Regions from separate parts of the Homo sapiens genome. Here region 2 is linked to region 1. Evidence: chromatin contacts called from ENCODE Hi-C or POLR2A ChIA-PET data. All regions are on one chromosome and are shown on one strand. Each heading gives the region's core, a stretch centred on a gene start or an enhancer-like site at or near the end of the contact. The rest is flanking DNA. Distances are from core to core; before and after follow the strand shown.

Region 1 (7,409 bases), core at 461-2,960:
AAAGATGTAAATAAAGTCACACAAAGGAAGGGTATTATTGGGAGTCAAAGTGCCTCCATTCCACAAAGCATGGATCGTTTTCAACCAAAAACATAATCTGTGTCTGGGCTAAGAGAAACACTCATACAGAAAGGCCAGAGGCATTACTTGTGGGTGCCTGGGCAAAGGGACAGGACACGCTTCTTGGGCAGCTGGAGGAGTTTTTTTTCCCTCAGAGTGATGGGCAAAATCATCCTGGATCAAGCACAGGTGGGTGTATGGAGTGACGGTCTGAGAGGGGTGGCTGAGATGGGGCTTTTACTTTTTGACTTTCCATGCATTTGAATTGTGTACATTTGCTATGTATGAGTCTTTCCTTTTAAGGAAAAAAGTAATAAATATTTAGTGCAATAAATCTAAACAATAATTTAAAGTCTAAAAAGTGAGAGACACTTCTCCCGTGCCCCTGTCACCCATCACATCCCATAGAGGCAGTCACTCTTCTCACTTTGGTGAGTACTGCTTTTATAACTACTAATTTTATATGAGAAAATCTGCTAGAACATAAAAACATCTGGAAGAATATCCTTTAGAATGTGAACAGAGGTCGGCTGGGCATGGTGGCTCATGCCTGTAATCCCAGCACTTCGGGAGGCCGAGGTGGGCAGATCACTTGAGGTCAGGAGTTCAAGACCAGCCTGACCAACATGGTGAAACCTCATCTCTTCTACTAAAAATACAAAAATTAGCTGGGTGTGGTGGTGCATGCCTGTAATCCCAGCTACTTAGGAGGCTGAGGCAGGAGAATTGCTTGAACCTGGGAGGCGGAGGTTACAGTGAGCCGAGATCATGCCACTGCACTCCAGCCTGGGCAACAGAGTGAGACTCTGTCTTAAAAAAAAAAAAAAAAAAAAAGTGAACAGAGGTCATCTTAGTGTGACAAAGTGGTTTTTGTTTTCTTTCTGCTTCTCTGAGTTTTCAATCAATGAATTTATTTCAATTATGTAATAAAACAATTAGAGGAAAGACATTAAAAGGTAGAAGTAGGAGACAGAAGGTCAGATGTGGAGATGGAACTGTTGAAAAGAACAAAAACAATCGGCAAAGCTCAGCTGGGCATCTGTCTGTACTGTAATACGCTAACCTTAAGGATCTTTGGACTCCAAGGCACATCTGGTTTTCATCCAGACTCCTGCACTAGCTGTAATGCTGGGAAAATCAGCTCCCTCTTGGGCCTCAGTTTTCCTATCTACAAAATTTGAGGTTGCACTAGATGAGCAGTTTCCAACAGGGGGAGGTTTTACCCTCCTAAGGAATATCAGACAATATCTAGAGACATTATTGGTTGCCACAATGAAGGGTACTACTGGAATATAGTCCAGAAATGCTGTTCAACATCCTATAAAGTCCAGGGCAACCCCCTAAAAGATTATCTGGCTCCAAATGTCAGTGGTGCTGAGGTTGAGAAACCAACCCTGGATGGTCTCTGGGGGCCTTTCCAGATCTGACTGGCATTCGGATCTGTGAGTTTGGGTCTAGACTCTCCTCACCTCTGGTGAGGGCAGTAATGCTCTCAAATGACTGACCGGAGTGTTTCTGTGGTCCACTCTAATAAGGAGAGAAGAAGTAACAGAGATGAAGGCAAAGAACACTCCAGGCAAGAGGCCTTGCAGTAAAAGGCAGACTAAAGGGCTCTGTCCTTCCCGGGGGACTCAGGCCTGCCTTCCCTCACACGTACAAATAGGTCCCTCTCCTGGTGTATGCTGGCATAACAAACAATGGCCGAAAGTCTAGAAAACCAAGCAAAATTTAAACAAAAACTTAGTGACTGCTATTTTCCCTAATGACCACTTTCTGATTTCCCAGGGAAGGAAATACTAGAGGAAACACTAGACATTAATAGAATTTCCTTTAAAAACCTGATACATATAAAAATACTTAACAAATGCTGATTTGTTTCAGATAAGATCCAACAAATATATTAAGAGGCTGCGATGACCAGACCATTTATGGATACAAGATAAATGACAGACATAGCACTACCACTACAGATTGCAGGAAGAAGGTCTTTTCAAGAAGTGGTGCCAGAACAATCTGGAAATAAAAGATTTATACTTCCCATTAAACACAAACATCAATTCTAGGTGAATAATATGGACTTAAAGGTCTGTTTAGCGTTGAAAGACTAACCTCTAAAACTTTCAGAGGATAGCCCATCTTCACGCGTTAGAGTAGGAAAGGTTTTCTAAACAAATCACAAAACCGTAAGGGAAAAAAATAACTACACTAAGCCTCAAGAACTTCTATTCACCAAAAGACAAGCCAGAGTAATAGATCTGCAATACATGTATCCATAGTATATAATGGCCACAAATCCATAAGAAAGATGACTTAAAAAGGCAAGAATGTTGACCAGCACTTCACAAAAGATGGTGTCCAAATGGCTAGTAGCATGTGGAAGGAGAATCAGCATCATTAGGGAAATCAAAATCATAATGAAACATGACAGCCCCCCCAGAATGGCTATGATTAAAGAGGGACAAATTGTTTATGAGGCTGCAAAGAAATGATAACTCTCATACACTGCTGAATGGGAGTATAAATTGGTACAATTTGAAAACTGCTTTGAAGCTAACCTAATAGGTATTTCCCTAATAAAAACAGGAGCATCTATACACCAAAACACATGTACAAGAATATTCATGACATCATTATTCATAATAGTACCAAACTATAAACAACCCAAATGTCCACCCACAGTAAAACGGATGATTCAGTTAGTCTGTTCATGCAATGAGAATACTAGAGTAACTGATTCGGTAATAAAAAATGGATCATCTACAACATGGATGAATCTCAAATGTAATGTTGAATGACAGAGGTCAGAAAGGAAAGGGAAAACATACTAGATAACTCTACATGAAGTTCAAGGACAAGCAACACTATCTCTGGAAATAGAACTCGGAACTACGATTCCTTGCGGAACACTGAAGAGGGCATGAAAGAACCATCTATGGTACTATAAATGTTCTGCGTCTAGACCTGGGCTACATGGACATGTGCCTTCATCAAGCTGTACACTTAAGATTTATGCATTTGACTGTAATACATTAATTGAAACCACCAGAACACCCTATAAAAACCAAAAACCAGAAAAATGATGCACAGGTACCTGGGTTTCTGTACTAATATTGCACCCTGAATTTTGAGAAATATTTATAAGCACCTACTAACTTCATGAGGAAAATACCTTTGTCCAAGTGATCAACTGTTAAATTTATATCCCTCTACCTATCAATGATATATTAATCTGTTTTTTAAAAAAAGGCAGAAAAAGACAAAAAATGGAAAAGTAAAATGGGCAAGAGATTTCTTACTTTTTCCTTCGCACTTTCTGGTATTTCCCAGTTTTTCTAAAACTAGCATATACTATTTTAAAATTATAGGTCAATAATAATACATGAATGTGCTTTCCTTGTAAGAAATTAAGACATTCCAGATAAGGCTAAAAAGTCCCTGTTGACCTCTAATCCTGGATTCCTCCCTCATACCTAGAGAAAATGTCTGTTAAATATTGGTATGCTTTTTTTTTTCTAGATCTTTTTCAATGCAGAGTTATTTGTGGTTTATATCTATGGCATCATGTGTGTCTTGTCCTAAAACTTTTTAAAGCTCAATATTGTATCTTTCACTATTTTTTATCTTGGTATGTGCAAAACTACTTTATCAGCTTATTCTTTTTACCTGCTTCAGAGTTTTCCATGAGAATGGACATTCCACAGTTTATACAGCCTTTCCTCTATGATGGCCATTAGGCATCTTTCCTTTTTTTTTTTGGCAATTAGTAGTCTTCTTTCATTGAGAAGAATTGGTATGTCATTTAAAAATTTAATTCTAGCTTCCTAAACTAAAAAAACTCCAGAAAGCTCATGCCTCATTCTAATCTCAGAAAGCACTGTCTAGGCTTGGAGATCTCCCCAGCTGTCTAAGTAGAAAGCAGAATGAGGACTTCAGTGAGCCTAATCCCTGCTCTGTGTTCCCCATCCTTCCCCGACCCCTAGCCCCCAAGGACTGGGATCAATATTGGAAACCTGTGCTTTAGTTCTTCCACCTCTGCTGCTGCTATGCTGTGTGACCTCAGGTGAGTTCCTCCTCTCTCTGGTTCTCAGTTTTCTCACTTATGAATAGAAGGGGTTGAAAGATTCATGCTGTAGCGGGTCTGTCTCAGGTCTCAGCTCTGAAGGTCATTGAGTGTCCTGTTGTCCTCAGTGATACATGTGAGTGACCACCCAGACGGTGCCTGAGGAAGTGGTCCTTTCCTTGCGGCCCCCATCAATAGTCTGCCTCTGGATTCTGAACAGGGGAAGCTGAATTGATGGTCTCTGAGTCACAGTTCCTCATGAAAAGAGGTGCTTAACAGGAGACACTCGGGGACTGAGGCTTCAGGGACCCACCCCCCCCCGCCACCCCGCCCCACCTCCACTGTTCTGGTGCCCCTGAGGCCTTCAGAAGTTGTTCCTATTTATCCCTACGACTTCTGAGGGCTACGTTGCTATAGCAACCTGGGTCTGCTGATCTGTGTAAAAAACTTATCAATTAGCTGTCTGGAGAGTCCATTTAAGGGGTAACAGAGAAGCAATTACTCCTTATAGAGGAAGCGCAAACAGTCCCCATTTCAGAGCCTCTCAGGGAGAGTCTGAGAATGGCAGGTCCAAGTCACTCATTTTAGGGACGGGGGCACTGAGGGATGAAATGAACTGGTTCATCCCAAGTCACAAAGACAATTAGAGGCAAGGCATCCTTTCTGGCTCTGATTCAGAAGCTCCATTATCTCTCTACCTTTGTTCCAGGCTTCTCCTTTCCCCTCCCGTCTATTCTCCAAGCACCTATTGCCTCCAAGATGGGCTCTAGACTGTAAGAGCCTTGTCCTTCACTCTCCCAGTAGCCCCCAGGCCTTTGAAAACAGCCAGGCAGACCCCCTCACCTGCTGCTCACATGGCATCCTGTGGTGGCCCACGAAGCCCCAGTGACCTGCTGCCTGGCTGCCTCCCTCCACGGCTCTAACCTCTGTCCCCTTGGCACCAGCTCACTATGAGGTCCTCCCTATTCCTTAAGACCAAGCTCCAGCCTCTTCAAAAACAGCACATCTCTCTCTGACACAGCCACTCTCCCTTTATCCTGTGTATTCCTTCACAGCTCCCCTCCCCATCTGCAACCACACTCTGATTGTTACGACTTTGCTCGTTCCCCTCTCTGGAATAAAAATGGTAAAACTCTGTCTCTTATTCATGACCATTTATCCACAACCTAGAACTGCTCCTGGCAATGAAGAGGCTCGCCACGCCTCTTGCTGAATGAGTGGATGGATGGCTGGATGCTAAAAGAGATTCCCACTAGGTTCTGAGAATGAGGCATCCCAGAGTAACATCCTGTTTCCTTCTCCGTTACCTCGACACCTGTAGGACTGGGCCGACTGGGAGCACCATGTGGAGAACAGAGACAAACTGGAGTGCCTTGGGGAGGAAGGAGGAGAGCACAGTCTCTGAGTCAGCCATGAGGCAGAGCAAATACAAGTGGTCATGCAGGAAGAAGAGTGCTGGTTCTGCGGGGTCCTAAGAGGGAGATGTACGGGGGGTGTGCTTTGTTCAATATGACAACACTACCAATGGTTTAGTTCTTACTGCATGAGCTTTACATGTGGTGTATCTTTCTGGCCTTGAAACTATCCTGCAGGGTAAAACAACTGTCCCCCATCATAAGAAATGAAGGTAACAGTGCATGTTCTCCCCTCAGCCTGGGACAGCTTCACCAGGCAAATTCCTGCTCATTCTCCAGGCCATCTCCCCAGAGAAGTCCTTCCTCAACCTCAAGAACACATCGAGTTCTCTGTCTTCTGTTCCCACAGGACCCTGCAGTCACCCCTCCTAGCTCTTGCTGTAACAGTAGACACATGATTTCGGTGTAAATATGGACAGGACAGGAGGCAGGGCTGGACACTGCTACATGCCCCAGAACAGTGCCTGTCCTATGATATCCAAGGAATAATTATCTAATGAGTGAGATGGAGCAGGGAACCCTCTTAGGGGCCCTGCAGCACCGCCCCCGCCAAGCATGGAAATAAAATCTTGAGTTTCTTCAAGGGAAATTCCAGGCACCTAGCTAGCCCTGAGAAGTAAATAAGCAAGCTGATAAGCAAGAAGGTAATAGTAACTAACTTAAAACAACAGCCAAGGAAGCTAGAATCATGGGATGTTTGATTCCCTACAGAAATTAAAGATAACATCTTCACATATGAACCAGAGTTCTTTTTCAGAAACCTGGACCCACACCAAACAGATGTGCTGGCATGCATGCAGACCTCAGATAAGAGGGAACTGCAGGCCGAACTCTGACCGCAGTTCCAGTTCTTTGTTCTAAACTTATTCTTAGGAGGCCTGGAAGAAGCCATACCCACAAGCTGGAGCTAACATTCTTTTCTGCTGACCCTAAATTTTAAAACAAAGCTTCTCTTCCTTACCCAATTGCAAAGCAGAAACTCTCTGAAATCTACCTATGACTATAAGCCCCCACCCACTTCAAGACGATAGCCTGCCCCTTTGGGCTAAACCAATGTGTAACCTCCATACAATGACTTATAACTTTGCCTGAAACTTCTGCTTTCCTGAAATTTACCCCTGCCTTTAAAAACCCTTGTTTGCAAGCCATTGGAGAGGTGGGGTGTTAAGAGAGAACTGCTCAGTTCTCCTTGCTTGGTACTCTGAAAATAAACACCCTCCTTTCTCCTGCAGTAAACCTCAGCGTGGATGTTTGTTTTTACTGTGCCAGGCAGGTGGACCCCAGTTTGGTTCCATAACATGAGGGAATGGCAAACTGAGACCTAGACAACTGCACTAATCGTGAATGGGGGAGCCAGGACTAGAATCCATGTCTGTCTGGAAATGAACTGAAAAGAGCATGTGAGCTTGTACTCAAAGCACAAATCAATGCTGCAGGAGCCTCAATATCTGCTTGGGGTTGGCATCCCCTCCAACCTGGAGACACCCCACTTCCTTTGGGCTCTGGACTTACCAGAGCTTGCTCTATGAGGAGGCAGAAGAGGATGGCATTGCCCACTTCCCTCAGGCTCTGGAACACGTCTGTTTTGAGCTCTGCGTACTCAATGATGTCCTTCAGCTGGTGGTGGAAGAACTCCAGGATCCCTGGGAGGTGAATCGGGGTGGTCAGTGGGAAGTTGACACTGCTCAGTAGGGTCTATGGGAAACAATGACTGAGTGGCAGCCCCAGACCTGACTCTGGGATAGCAAAAAGCCAAACCACGCATCCCTCTTACCTGCAGGCCCAGAGTGAGATTTCTTTCAGGGCTCAGTACTGGACAAAGTTCGAGTAGCTGGCTCATGTCTTTTTCAGAACACACACACGCACACACATGC
Region 2 (7,409 bases), core at 3,530-6,029, 300 kb before region 1:
CACCTGAGGTCAGGAGTTTGAGACCAGCCTGGCCAACATGGTGAAACCCCGTCTCTACTAATAAAACAAAAATTAGACGGGCGTAGTGGTGCATGCCTGTAATTCCAGCTACTTGGGAGGGTGAGGCAGGAGAATTGCTTAACCCGGGAGGTAGAGGTTGCAGTGAGTTGAGATAGCGCCACTGCACTCCAGCCTGGACAACAGGAATGAAATTCTGTCTCAAAAAAGAAAAGAAGGTGGCAGCAGCTCAACCCTGGGCACCCTGCTCTGCTTGAAAGAATGAGTGTGTTTCTGGAGTCCATCTTGTTCACTTGTCTCTTCCTAGCGCCCAACACAGTACCTGTCCCAAGCAGGCCCTAAGGACAGGTTTAATGAATCCATCAATCAGGGTCTATGGGAACAGTGGGGTGACAGCACTCAGGATTTCGAGTAAGCAGGTGAAACTCTACCTGTCCATAGCAAAAAGTGGGAGAAGAGCCTCAGCTCTCATCTGGAAAATGGGGATAATCCCCAAAGGAAAAAATTGACAAGATGGTGTTGAGGCCCATTCAAACTCTAGGACCCAAGACTTTGGTTTTCTGTTTTTTTGTTTGTTTGTTTTTTGAGATGGAGTCTTGCTCTGTTGCCACACACCTGGCTGCCACCACACCTGGCTAATTTTTGTATTTTTAGTAGAGACAGGATTTCACCATATTGGCCAGGCTGGTCTCGAATTCCTGACCTCAAGTGATCCTCCTGCCTCAGCCTCCCAAAGTGCTGGGATTAGAGGTATGAGCCACTGCGTGTGGCCTAGGACCCAAGACTTTGTATGGGAGAAAATAAGAATCCATTCATGGATTCCCTAAATAGAGAGATAATGTGCTTTCAGAAAAAAAGACCCAAGAGACATGGAGTCTTTCTCTCTGGCTCCCTTAGCCCAGGAACAGGTGCGACACCTTGCGCAAGTCAGTAACCCCGAGTATCAATTGCCTCCTCTGTAAAATGGGGCCTGCCTTAGAGCACCTTGATGACTCCCTATCACCTCTATGATATCCCAGCATATAGGGAGAATGAAATGAATATGGGTCAAGCCACTAACACCCTCTAATGCAAAAGCTTGTGGCTACTTTACCTCCATCTCATAGATTCGTTGTGTGATGCGGTTATCATGAATAATCACCCGAGATAAATGGCTCTTGGGTAAAGTTTTTTTCATCGCTGCTTCACTGGAATTCATTAAGCTGGAGCAGGGAGGGAAAGGTGGCACAGGTTACAGACGGTTGGGGCCTGGGCCAGAGCACATTTGATGGGGTCCTGAGGGAGTGGCTGAGGCTTCCCCGGGTTTCTTGGGACAAGTGCAGCTCTGTCATAATTTTCAAAAGAACAGGGGAGTAACCACAGTTTCTTGTTGTGGAAAAGGTATGCTAAAGGGGTATTTCATGGTTACCCAGAAGAAAAGCCATTCTGAGGATGTAAAATGGCCTAGTGCAGTCCTTAAGAGAAGGGTTATCAGGAACTCAGAACCATCCTCAGAAGCAGTCACCCTTTTTGTGTTTTTTGTTTTTTTGAGGCGGAGTTTCACTCTGTCTCCCAGGCTGGAGTGTGGTGGTGCAATCTTGGCTTACTGCAAACTCCACCTCCAGTTCAAGCAATTCTCCTGCCTCGGCCTCCTGAGTAGCTGGCACTACAGGCACTCGCCACCATGCCTGGCTAATTTTTGTACTTTTAGTAGAGACGGGGTTTCACCATGTTGGACAGGCTGGGTTCAAACTCCTGACCTCAAGAGATACACCCACCTCAGCCTCCCAAAGTGCTGGGATTACAGGCAAGTGCCACCACGCCCACCCAGCCAAAAGCAGTCATCTTGATGATCCTTCTTAAGGATGAAATGGTGAGAGGAGTCTTAGAGGAGAGGAGTAAAGTTGTAGGGTAGGATTCAGAAGGATGAATCTGGGAGGTGTTTAGCTTGGGGGGCACTTGCTCTAGAGCATATGCTTCAAGGGGATCTGGGAGGTGGGGGGTTGGGGGAGTATAAATCAGAGCAGGGAGAAATGCAAATGAAAAGCTTGGACAGGTGTTAGGCTGGTTAACAGGGAAATTCTGGAAGAAAGTTTGGGGAGTTTAGAAAAGTGAAGGAGGTATGGGGTGGCTAGGGGTTTTAGGAGACTCTGAAAGGTGAGAGGTGAAAGATGGGGTGGGGTGGGGTAGAATGGAGCCAAGTACTCCAGGTGAAAATACAACAATTTGGTCAAAATGAGAAAATGGTGAAAAGTGGATACACTTACAGGCACTGAGTTTTCACTTTTTGATAATTTGGTTACACCACGAAGTAGTCTTATGAACATATATCTTTAAATGGTTTTGTCCATTTAAAAATAATTGTTCAGGACCGGGCAAGTTGGCTCACGCCTGTAGTCCCAGCACTTTGGGAGGCTGAAGCAGGCGAATCACTTGGAAGTCAGGAGTTCCAGAACAGCCTGGCAAAGATGGTGAAACCCCATCTCTGCTAAAAATACAAAAATTAGCTGGGCGTGGTGGTGAGCGCCTGTAATCCCAGCTACTCGGGAGGCTGGGGCAGGAGAATCACATGAACCCAGGAGGCGGAGGTTGCAGTGAACTACTTTACCATTGTACTCCAGCCTGGGCGACAGAGTGAGACTCCGTCTCAAAAAAAAAAAAATTGTTCATATTTTCTTTCTAAAATGTGGAAACAAAATGTACAATATTGAATAAATTTTGGTATGTCATAAAATAAAATACATGTAATTGTGTATGAAACATAGACACGGGTGGTGTATTAGATGGGAGAAGAAAGCAGGTTACTAGAAACTGAACTTTTTGTGATGTATTGTTTTTTAAGTATAAGTATGTTGTCATATATATATTATATATGAATGAAGCCTGAACAAAATGCACCAAAATGTTAACGGTGATTGTCCCTAGCCAATCATGCTGCTAGTCTTATTTTTCTTATTTTATTTTATTTTTATTTCTTTGAGATGGGATCTCACTCTGTCGCCCATGTTGGAGTGCAGTGGCGCAATCTCCGCTCAATGCAACCTCAGCCTCCCAGGCTCAAGCAATCCTCCCACCTCAGGCTCCCGAGTAACTGGGACCACAGGCCAGCCACCATGCCCGGCTAATTTTTTGCATTTTTGGTAGAGACAGGGTTTCGCCATGTTGACCTGACTGGTCTCGAACTCCTGAGCTCAGGCGATCCACCCTCCTCAGCCTCCCAAAGTGGTGGGATTACAGGCATGAGCCACTGCACCTGGCCTTATTTATCCATAAGTGTATGCTACTTTTATAATTAGGACAAAAAAGACAACTGTGGAAGGGTGAAACATTTTGAAGGACTAGAATTTTTTTCTAACTGATGCCGGGTGCAGTGGCTCACACCTGTAATCCCAGCACTTTGGGAGGCAGAGGCAGGCAGATCACCTGAGGTCAGGAGTTCCAGACCAGACTGGCCAACATGGTGAAACCCCGCCTCTACTAATAATACAAAAATTAGCCGAGCATGGTGGTGCACGCCTGTAATCCCAGCTACTCAGGAGGCTGAGGCAGGAGAATTGCAATTCATTTTCAGCCAATTTGGAACCCGGAGTGTCGTGTATGTTTTTAGATTTACAAACTAATATGAACAATCCAATTTCCCAGTCTCCCATTTACATTTTTCTGACCTATGCACAGCCTAGGTATGAGGTGATGGAAAAGGCTGGTTTAGAGATCAAGATGCTCAAACACAAAAGTCCCCCAAATCCTGGTTTTTTTTTGTTGTTGTTGTTTAAAAAAAATCCCTAAAACATTTAAGGACACATAAAACTCTTCACCCACTCAGTGGGTGCACCAAATTTACCAATACTAGAAGGGGAAGAGGGTGGCAACGACTGGAAATATTCCCTTTCAAGTAATAAAGGTCATTTTGAACCAAATTGCTTTCCACCTCAAGTTCTCCATGGACAGGGGCCTGAAGGATGCAGTGAGGGGGGTTTGTGGAATGGAAAGGAGCGCGGGTAATTGGGGTTTGTGAGGATCCGGGCCAGGCAGAGGGAACTGGGGTTTTTTCCAGGACCACCGGGGAAAAGAGAGGCTGAGAAGGGGCGTATGAGACGGATTCGAACTTGGGAGGACCTGGGCCTCGCCAGGTTCTAAGAGTCAGGGCTCATCCCCCTAGGGCACTGCGGCCACATGTTGTCATGCCTGGGGGACTGACGGGCCAGGACCGATTCTGAGAAAATGTCAGTGGAGATGTCATTCTGAGAAAATGTCAGTGGAGATGGGGATTCCAGGTTCTCCCGCGATTCCGGGGCGAGGGAGTTCGGGCTCCGGGGAATCCGAAGAGCTAGACTGGGAAGGTGCTGGTGCCCGGGGCTACGAGAAATCGACTATCCTGGGGTGTGAAAAAGGGCCGGGGTCCGGCTAAGGGGAGCGCGAGTCCCAAAGAGTTAGGGTTCCCTCGCGGGTCCGAGGGTCTGACGAACGCTCTGGGCATGCGGGCCACACCTGAACAGCACCGGCTGCTGCGCGGACCTCGGCCGCGGAAAGCAGATCTGCGGCTGACCCCCTACGCCGATTTCTGGGCGGCGGCCGAGTCTATCGCGCTGGTAGTTCGAACCCGAGGTGGCGCTGGAACTGGTGGTCGCCTGGGCGGCGGTCCCGCCGATCGTGGAGGATCCCTGGTCACAGGTGACCGAGGGCCTAGTCGGCTGTGTCATTGCGGCTTCCCTGTTGGAGAAAGAGTTGGAAACTGGTGGCTGGTTGCCAGCCCACCTAGGTGGGCGCGCGCTGACGCGGAGTGAGTCCCTGGGCGGAGCCCTGAACCGAGCGCGGCGCGTTGCCTGGGAGACACATATTGGCTGCGGGGAAGGGGACGGGGGCTGTTGGACATGCGTGCAGAGTCCGGCGGCCACGGACGCGGTAATATTGTCCCTCGGCATCCGCCGTGGTGAGACCCGGCGCGTTGCTGTGAAGACGGACGGGTCTGGAAGAAGTGGGGTGCGGTGAGCTGAGCAGACCTTTTCCGCTTCGACGTGGGGACTGCAGTGACCCCGGCCTGCTGGCGGGGCGGGTAACGGGTTGAGCCAGGGTGGGGCTGCTCAGCGGCATGGAGCTGAGGTCTGAAGACCCAGCACAGGCGATTCCTTTCTGCGACGAGACAATTGCTATGGAAACCAAAGTGCTGGGTCAGCGGGGATTGAGGCTCCAGGATCAAGACTGGTGTCTTTCCGGAAGACCCTTGGCTAAGGCTTCCCGGAGCGGCTGCTTCCTGAATGAATCCGCCATCTCCTGCGGGGTCTTGACACCGAGCAGGCGAAGAAGCCTATTCCAATGCCAGCTCCCCCGGGAAACCTACCTGGCCCACCCCTATAAGTGGTGCCTCGCTCTCGTTAACTCTTAGACTTTGTTCCACGTTTATAACCTAATATTTCGGTAACGCCCCGCGGTTTTTGTTTACTTTTCCCACACATAATGGACCAGAAAGACTTGCTTCCGGACTTTGCTTTATGACTCTGAACAAGTCATTTTTCCCACTGGGTCTCACTTCCCTCTTGTGTAAAATGGAAATATTAACTCTAGATGCCGGTCTGGTTAGGTTTGAAGATCGAACCAGATGAGGGAAGCCAAAGACTTCATAGGCTGTAAAGTGGTGAAACTGAACTGCTAACGAGTTGCTATTTTTTTCTCCCCTCCCTCTCCCTCAAGCTAAAAGTTCTTCAGATTTCTTGTGATTTCTTCAGGCGGTCTTGGGACTCCCTAGCCTCCGACCTGGAATAGATCTCTCTTCACACTTCACTTCCACAGAGCCCTTCATTTTAACTTCCCTATCCAAAGCAAGAAAAATAGTTATCATTTTTAGAGGGCTTACTCTGTGCCAAGCCCTGATAAAACTCTTTACCTGGATTATCTCATTAAATTTCACAACATCCTTTTAAGGTAGCCACTGTTATCCTCTTTTTAAGCTCTGTCTGCCTGTAATTGCCTATTTAATGTCTGTTTCCCCCACTAGACTTTGAGCTCTGAAAAAAGGGGCCATGACTGTCTTGTACATTTCAGTATCTCCAACACCTAATACAGTGCCTGATAAATATTTCTTAACTAGCATGAAAATGACTGACCCTCCTCCTATCACTACCCTTACCCTCAAGAGCATTGTCTCTCCTGCAGACTTTTAGTTGCTGTGATGAACAGCACATTCCTTTATTCCCATTACTCACTGGTTTGAGGGGCCATCAGTTCACTTCTCTCTGGATTATCTGATGATGAGGATCCAGAACATCCCTTAGCATTTAGGCTTCCACCTGGGTTCAGGAGGCTTTTTCCTTGCCCTTCATATAGTCTCTAGAACAAGGCAGCCCTAGCTGCCCTTCCTGGGGTGAGCCTGATGCATTTGAGTCTAGGGCGTTGGCAGGTAGAATTTACCTATACAATCTTTGGCTCTTCTCTTTAGTAGCCTCAGAACCACCCCCATCCCCACTCAGCCTGTTCCTGGAATTCTACAGAAAAATGGCCAGGCTGGGTGCCGTGGCTCATGCCTGTAATCCCTGCACTTTGTGAGGCTAAGGCGGGCGGATCACTTGAGGTCAGGAGTTTTCGAGACCAACCTGGTCAGCATAATGAAACCCCGTTTATACTAAAAATAAAAAAATTAGTCAGGCGTGGTAGCGCCCACCGGTAATGCCAGCCACTAGGGAGGCTGAGGCACGAGAATCAGTCGAACCCGGGAGGCGGAGGTTGCAGTGAGCCAAGATTGTGCCACTGCACTTCCAGCCTGGGCGACAGAGAAATACTTTGTCTCAGATAAATAAATAAATAAATAAATAAATAAATAAATAAATAAATAAAATTGATGGGCGCGGTGGCTCACACCTATAATCCCAACTCTTTGGGAGATCGGGGAGAGCAGATCACTAGAGGTCAGGAGTTTAAGACCAGCCTGGCCAAAATGGTGAAACCCCATCTCTACAAAAATTAGCCGAGTGTGGTGGTGCCTGCCTACAATCCCAGCTACTCAGGAGGCAGAGGCAGGAGAATCACTTGAATCCAGGAGGCAGAGGTTGCAGTGAGCCGAGATAGTGCCACTGCACTCTAGCCTGGACTACAGAGTAAGACTCTGTCTCAAAAAATTAAATGACTTTGCTTCCCTCCCCAATCCCAGCACCCAGGCATTGTGCCTTGCAGCAGATCCTAGCTGAGCATTTAAGCACAAGCCTCTGCTGACCCCTTTTGGTCTCTGTGGGATCTGCCCTAGTCTAGCAGCCAGGGCCCCAGGTGCACATTTGGCACCTTTTGGCCTTGTGACCTCACCTGTCAAAATGCTTTCCCACCATTTATCTCATGGGGTCCTCTCTACAATCCTGGGAAGTGAGGAAAGCCGGGATTCCCATTCTCACTTTACAAATGAGCAGCAGGATCCTGGGATCCAGTAC

The links. Hi-C counts contacts between places; a loop is a spot of excess contacts on that map. ChIA-PET counts read pairs that join two places held with the same protein, here RNA polymerase II (POLR2A). Pooled maps may share reads with other maps.
Region 2: a map of Caco-2 shows a loop between it and region 1 (3-fold over the local background). The contact joins the promoter of C5orf52 here to the enhancer-like site in region 1. A Hi-C loop is called at or near these places in 2 of 168 maps with a recorded cell type or tissue (Caco-2 and PC-3) and 4 of 50 pooled maps. POLR2A ChIA-PET finds 5 or more read pairs at or near these places in 1 of 52 experiments (A549).

Annotation. Positions count from the first base shown.
Region 1 is chr5:157,361,237-157,368,645 of GRCh38, reverse strand. CYFIP2 (cytoplasmic FMR1 interacting protein 2) reads right to left here. Exons shown (of 31, transcript NM_001037333.3): 26 at 7,048-7,178. NIPAL4-DT (NIPAL4 divergent transcript) reads left to right here. Exons shown (of 3, transcript NR_136205.1): 2 at 4,041-4,120; 3 at 5,442-6,031. Among named protein-coding and RNA genes, the nearest start is that of FNDC9, 19 kb to the right of the region's middle. RefSeq lists a silencer at 6,240-6,450. Within about 2 kb of position 1,710, at least 3 of the 41 ENCODE cell types and tissues checked have a DNase peak (open chromatin) inside an H3K27ac peak, as active enhancers do.
Region 2 is chr5:157,668,903-157,676,311 of GRCh38, reverse strand. C5orf52 (chromosome 5 open reading frame 52) reads right to left here and starts at 4,779. Exons shown (of 3, transcript NM_001145132.2): 1 at 4,486-4,779; 2 at 1,112-1,220. The coding sequence starts at 4,697. It also overlaps a transcript of SOX30 not described here. RefSeq lists enhancers at 4,982-5,091, 4,557-5,114.